Regions from separate parts of the Homo sapiens genome. Here region 2 is linked to region 1. The links are chromatin contacts, found by Hi-C or POLR2A ChIA-PET in ENCODE. All regions are on one chromosome and are shown on one strand. The core of a region is the stretch at or near the end of the contact, and the rest is flanking DNA. Distances in the headings are between cores, read along the strand shown.

What was found. A loop is a pair of places that touch in the nucleus more often than their neighbours do. ChIA-PET counts read pairs that join two places held with the same protein, here RNA polymerase II (POLR2A).
Region 2: a map of endothelial cell of hepatic sinusoid shows a loop between it and region 1 (3-fold over the local background). The contact joins two enhancer-like sites. A Hi-C loop is called at or near these places in 1 of 168 maps with a recorded cell type or tissue (endothelial cell of hepatic sinusoid). POLR2A ChIA-PET finds 5 or more read pairs at or near these places in 4 of 52 experiments (A673, HEK293, PC-3 and 1 more).

Annotation. Positions count from the first base shown.
Region 1 is chr14:58,696,374-58,699,724 of GRCh38, reverse strand. No RefSeq gene overlaps it. Among named protein-coding and RNA genes, the nearest start is that of DACT1, 60 kb to the right of the region's middle. Within about 2 kb of position 1,369, at least 2 of the 41 ENCODE cell types and tissues checked have a DNase peak (open chromatin) inside an H3K27ac peak, as active enhancers do.
Region 2 is chr14:58,739,206-58,742,914 of GRCh38, reverse strand. No RefSeq gene overlaps it. Among named protein-coding and RNA genes, the nearest start is that of LINC01500, 87 kb to the left of the region's middle. Within about 2 kb of position 2,139, at least 2 of the 41 ENCODE cell types and tissues checked have a DNase peak (open chromatin) inside an H3K27ac peak, as active enhancers do.

The DNA.
Region 1 (3,351 bases), core at 120-2,619:
TATTTTGAAATAACTTTAAACATACTGAAAAATTGCAAGAAAAATAGAAAAAACAGCACCCATATACCCTTTACCCACATTCACCTATTATTAACAGTTCACTTGTTTGCTATCATTTGTTGCCTTTCTCTCTCTGATAAACATCACATATATATAATTTTTGAATCACTTAAGAGTAAGTGGTGTACATTATGTGTATTTTCTAAAATTAGGGTGTTCTTCTGTATAACCACGCTGCAGTTGTCAGCTTCAGCAATTTTAACATTGATGCAATAATTTAATCTAATCTATTGTCCATATTCCAATTGGTTGCTTGACCTAATAATGTCTTTTTTCTCCCACACAACAGGATCCAGCCTAGGATTAAGTATTGCCTTTAGTTGTCATGCCTCTTTAATCTTCTATAGCTCATAACATTTACTCATGCACACACAAAAGCATCCCTTTTAATTCAGACATCAGTTTTATTTGAATTACACACTTTCCAAATTAACGTTGCAAGGAATCCCTGTCAATCCACTGCTCCTAGATTTGTCCTCAATGGCACTCATTCTTCCTGATCCCTCCTTACACTGGAACTCCAGGTAGCACAAAGTCTGTTTGGGTGGTAGGTATAGTTATGCCCTCCCAAAGCATTTTTTTTTCTCCTTACCCTTGAAAAGATCTACAACTGCAAATTTTGCGCCAAGTAAATGTGAACTGGCACTATTTATTTAAAAGATTATAGCCTTCAATACATGGCTGGAGAATGCCACACAGACTCTTGTGTAGTGGCCAACTAACAAATCACTCCATTGCCCTAAAATATTTTCTCAATCGCCTCCTCCACCTGTCTCCCTCTGAAGTACCACGAGCTTTTGGCCAACGGAGAGAGCTCATTCCTCTTCGATCACTCTGATAAATGTAGAGCGGAGATGGCTGTGGTTGAAAGGTACAACCTAAACAAAGGCTCCAGATGAGAACTTTGGTGACTATAGTTTATATCTGAGCCTAGTAGACAGTTACTAATCTGTATAAATGCTGTAGTCAAGCCATATGGGTGAGAGAAACGACTACTAAATGGAAATCACCGACACACTGGCGTACTGAAAAACTACACTTCTCCCGATGTCATGGTTTATTTGCATGCAATCCCAGCTAAATCAATATCACCATCTTAATCAAGAGGGAATTACAGGCTGTGGCAGAGAGGTATCATTGTAAATAATTACATCAGAGCCATTTTCAGACACAGTGCACGCTGAGTTGAAATGTTTAAACAGATATGAGAAGAAGGAAAAAAAAAAACCTCAGAGAGTGCTTGAGGGCTGTTTGTGCCCTGAGTGGTGATTCAAGCAGTCATTGTCTTCATGTTCAAACCTTAGAAGGGCAGTGCCCAACTGAGAGTCTAAGGGTCAGGAAAAGAAAACAGTGGCAGCATTGTGGATGTGCACAACATGAATGAAAGATTTTATAATCTTAAGTGAAAATACCTAGGCTTTTTTCCCCTTTTAATCAGAAAACATCATCTCTTTGCATTTTCTAGGAAGAAAAATTCCCTATACAGTTGCCGTGTAAGCCATGGCAGATTTGCAGATTGCCAGAGATCCAGTTTGGAAAGAGGATCACTCTCTGGCTGGCTGGGAACACGTTCATGGAGACCCAGGGCATTGAGCCCAGCTCAGGCTTTTCAGCAGCAAATAGAAATTAAGAGAGGTAGAATGGCAGGGAGAATAAGTCAAATGACATTCATTTATGCCTAAAGTTTTGTCAATCCTTTTTAATCTATCTTTTCCTTTTCCCTAATTTGTATTCTAGTATTTGAGAAAGAAAATCTGCTTAAATTAAGAAAGTTTGAAATGGTGTCTGTGAATGAGGAAATGAGATTTTCTTAACTTCAAGTGCAGGCAGCATCAAAGCAGGAGAGGTGCAGTGGAAGAAACACTGCTTTAAAAAAGAAAAATGACTTATAATTAGCTCTAAGGAGGCAGCTTGAGCCACACTGGCCTCAGCCCATGAGGGCATTGTTTATATGCAAATGATTCCTTCTGAAGCACTGGAAAACACTTCCTTCCCTTGAGGAGGTAAGCATTCTCTTGAAATCTGGTCTATTCTACTCAATTTGGTTTATTTTTTTTCTTGGTATTTCTAAAGTAAATGTCAACTTTAGCTCCTATTGGGAATGAACATAAATTCCAAATTAATCCATTTTCCCTGTTCAAATACCGTCCCATACATATGATGTTGCCATCATGGCTGCTTTGCAGTGGTGCCTTACTAACAGGCTCCCCTGAGAACAAAGTCAGCCAGGACACTTAGAGGATGGGGATGTTGAGGATGCTGGGGTGGGGAGCTTGTAGCAGCTGCAATGAGGCAGAGGAGGCGCTCATTTATGCCTAAAGTTTTGTCAATTCTTTTTAACCTATGTTTTTCTATTATTTTTACTATTATTAACCTTTTTTTAAATCTTTTTTTTTTAATCTATTTTCTTCTATATTTTTTTCTCTGTCCCTATTCTTGGATACATCTGTAGGGGCAGAGCCCAGCCTACCTGGACACTGAGCTGCTCCCATGGGATAGGTATACTTGGGGTCCCCTTGGCAAAGGGCTACCTGCAAAAGGAGAGAATGGCCTTTGCCAATCTCCCACCTAAACAGAGCCTTAGCTCACCTTGCCTAGAAGAGGGTGAAATATGGGCTCTAATTTCTGGGTCCCACCTATGTGTCTTGTATTACTTCAGGCAATAATAAATCTCTGTCAATGAAAGATGCTATTGAAATGTTGCCAACCAAATCTCCCCCTCCACAGGACCTCATTACTCTCCATCTGGCATTCACTGGTCTTTCCCTCTGAGGATCCCCTCAACTCCAAATATCTAATCACCAGATACTGCCAATTTTACATTGGAAGTCTTTCTCTGCTTTGTACTTCTCCCATTCCCAATATGCCTGTTCATCACCTGTCCTCCATCTAACTATTGAGAGAACTGCTGGGCCACACTCCCTGCCTCTGGCCACCAGCCTGCAGCCTAGCCATCACACCACCACCAGAGAGATGGATAGATGGTGGATGGGTGGAAAGAGAGGGTCATGTTACCTAGGACCTAAAACCCTTCAGGTGTGTGTTAGTCAGCTTGGGCTGCCCTTACAAAATACCATAAACTGGTGGGGGTTAATCAACAGAAATCTATTTTCCCGCAGTTCTAGAGGATGGAAGTCCCAGATCAAAGTATTGGCAGATCTGGTTTCTTCAGAGGCGTCTCCTTTTTGATTGCAGATAGCCACCTTCTTACCGTGTCCTGATGTGTTTGCCCCTGTGTGCACATGTCTGGTATCTCTATGTCCTAATCTCCTCTCTTTATAAAGTCACAGT
Region 2 (3,709 bases), core at 890-3,389, 42 kb before region 1:
CCTAAGAGATTGGAAAAGGGACCCTGAGGAGCTTAGATCAGACCTCTTGAGTACAGGTACCTGCCATGTGTGCTAATATATCTCAGAGTGTGGGAAAAATCTGGAAATGGTAACTAAATGCTACTGGTACCATTTGTAGGTGCATAGATTAAAGGACCATTTTTGTGGCAACACTGGCAAGAATAAAAAATGCAACAGGAACAAGCCCCTCCTTTTTCCTCATGCCTTACAGTCTTCCTCCAGTACCTGTATCATAGAGCCTAATGCAGAGCCAGCTGGTAAAGGAGAAATGTAAATTTCAGAGCCTTATACCCAGCATCACAAAGCAAAATATAGGAGAAGTGATGAACGGAGAGACAATGGTTGTTATTCGACTAAAAGTGTCATATATGTGTTTGGCCCATTGATAGGTTAAAATTCTGTTGAATTGCCACTTTTGATATTACACCAGTTGATGAACCCAAAAAAGATTCTAGGGTCACGTGTGTGAATTCAGCACCTACCGTGTATGTGGGAAATGTACTGAATAAACACAGAAATATATGCTTCATTCTCATCTCAGACATTTAAATAAAACTCACAAAGGCTTTAAAAAAAGAATGTGGGAAAGAAGGGTAGCTAAGGCATTGCAGGAAATATTATTTGAGTATTTCAACAATTATCTGCAGTCAGGGGTTCAACTTCAGTTTTGGGATGGGGTTGGATAATAGACTATTAAATTACTACTTTTGCTACCTCCAATGTAGACACTATGGCAGATCAGTGAAGACATGTGGCAAATATTTTATTTGTGGGAGACTGAGCTCCCAATCAACCATCATATTTTGTTCAGTTGGGTGCTTAATGAGTATTTATTGATGTGGATAGCTACCATTTATTGAACTCTGATTATATTCCAGACGCTTTTCTAATTCTAAGCACTTTTAAACATTATTTCTAATACTATCAAACAACTTCATAATTAATATAACTCCATAACATAATAGGTAGAATCTATTATAAAGAAAACTGGCTCCAAACAATTAAGGAACTTGTCCAGAGTTGTTAGAGCGCAAATAAGTGGCAGAGGTAGGATTTGAGCCAGGTTTGTGTATGTCAAAGCCTATCTGTGATCTTTCCAAGACACCAACAAATTCCACAACAGTGAAGCATGCTGAATTCACTGTAATTACAAAGGTAATAAAAATGAGCCACGCCAAAAGTTAAAATTTGAGTAAAATGTAAAGGCTATTCCTTTCAGCAAAATAAAAAGTCAGACTCAGAATCACCCACTGTTAAAACACTTATCATTAAGCATAGATCTTTGCCCTAGCAGTGAAGGTCAACAAAGTCAACGATCCAGAAATTAAAGTGCAAGTCCCTTCATCTCCTGAATTTAACATAGAAAATGGTAAAACGAGCTTCCCAATGTTTTAAGCTTTAGGTTGGGAACTGGGAAACCTGGGTTCCACTTGGAGATCTGTTATTAAGAACTCTGTGTCCCTAAGCAAGATCTGCAAGACTCTTGGCTGCCCCAGTCTCAGTTCCTTGCCTGTGAAAGGAAGGGATTTGGTTCTATAAGATTTCTAAGTTCCCATCTTTGTCGAAGGCTAAGATTTGTCTTAGAACGTTTTCTAAAGAACTGACACTAATTTACCTCATGACATCTTAGAGAGGCAGGGCCCATTTTGCAGATGAAAAGTAGAGATTCACAAAAGTTAAGTAAGCTTACTGAGCTCTCGCTCTCACTCTATGTCTCTCTGTCTCTCTCTCTCATCCCTGTATTGCCAGACTCTCCCTCTTCCCCCTCCTGCTTTGAAATGCTTCATTGGCATGGGCTGAGGTGGGATAGAAGGGAGCTAGAATGTCTCCTTCCACTCTCTAATGCTGAGACCTTCCCTCACTTCCTAGAAAAAGCCACTGTGTCCCTAACACAGCCCACATGCTGGCACCATCCCATCCACATGATGTAGAATAGGGGCTGTGATTTTGTTCCCACCCATTTGTGTGGATGTGATTAACAGTAAACTCACCCAGTCACCTGGAACCCCAAAAAGAATCTGTTGTTGAGGGCCAGCACTTCTCCTGCCTGTTTGCTGACACCTCAACACAACCCCACAGTCCCCATTTTGGCCACCTGCCTCCCACTCCTTCCAGTCACCCGGGCACAAAACCAAACCACGCTGCTCCTCTGAACAAAGATGTCCTTGAGTGAAAATTCAAAATACAAGCTTACCATGTTACACGAGGACTATTAAACTTTTTAAGCCAGACTTATGCTAAATCACTTGAGTTTGGCTGTCTCTCTTTACACATCACACACTCACACCTCCTTGCCAATCTGGAGAAATCTAGTTTTCCCCTCATCCAAATTTTCAGCACTGGTACATTTTAAGAGCTCTTTACCCCTTGTTTATTTCTTCTTTCACCACCTCAAGGTATTTCATTCCTAAGTACTTTGTTTTTCCATTCCATATTTTCTCGCTCTTACTTGCCAGTTTTTTCATTCCTTCCTCTGCCTTTAGTATTTTCCTTTCCTCTGGCAAAACAAAACAAAACACATACACACACCTCCTTTTTTAGTACTCTAAAGAGTGCTGCGTTGTTTGTCCTTTCTCTTTATCTGCTTTATACATCATTGGCCCTGGAGACAGAGGGCTCTTTCTTCTCTCTTGGGATTTGCCAGGAGTATTTATTAAGCACTCTATTACACATCTACATGCATTAGGTGTTCTGTACATGTATTCCCATTAAATCCTCAAAACCACCTTATGAAATAGTTATTTCCCTAAAACAGTGCTTTTCAAACTTTAATGTGCATATAAATCACCTAGGGATCTTGCTAGAATACAGATTCCAATTCAAAGGGTTCTGGGTAGGACCTGAGAATCTGCATTTCTTGCAAGCTACCAGGGGATGCCAAGGATGCACATCTGTGGATCACATTTGCAGGTTTGGCCTGTGTTTGGAACCAGACTGTTGATCCACAGTGTTGAGCGCTGCCTTCTTCCCACCATCCTCTCCTAAAATTAAAACACCCGTTGAAAGGTCAACAGATTCACCATGGACATCTCAGCATGTAATTGACAACAGTTGCAGAATGTGTAGCCTGTGAACAATGAAAGCACAGAGAGAGAATAACACCTATTCAGGGAAGTGAAACAGAAGGCAACAGTTGTTGAAGGTGAAAGCAATCTAGTAAGAGACTAACGCAATAGGGGTAAGCCTTCAAGACAGACATATTAAGGAAGATGTCAGCCCCCTCACCCCAGGACACAAACCCAGGGGATAAGACACAGACTCTGCCATCTTGAAATTTACTGAATCTCCTCTCAAAAAGCAGTTACTGAGGACCCACTAGCATAAGTGCATGTCCCACATACTCTATGTGTCTTCTCATTAAATGTTCATGACCACTTTCAAGGTCACTACTACCCTCAATTTTACAGATGAACAGAACTAAGGCTCAGGTAACTTGGTTAACTTTTCCCAAGATAATTACCAATTTGCAAAAATCAGATTCAACCCACTCTTCCCACTGCAAGCTCAGGTTTCTATTATAACACAAGCTGACAAAACACTGGAGAGAAATGGAGGAGCCCACTAGAGTCTAAGCAGAACTTCTGCCTTGGATGAAGCTTTTCTTCCTGTCTTTTGTTGTTGTTGTTGTTGTTAAAGCATATGCAACTCAGAAGAGAATGACTGTTTTTTATGCTACTCATGGCTTTGG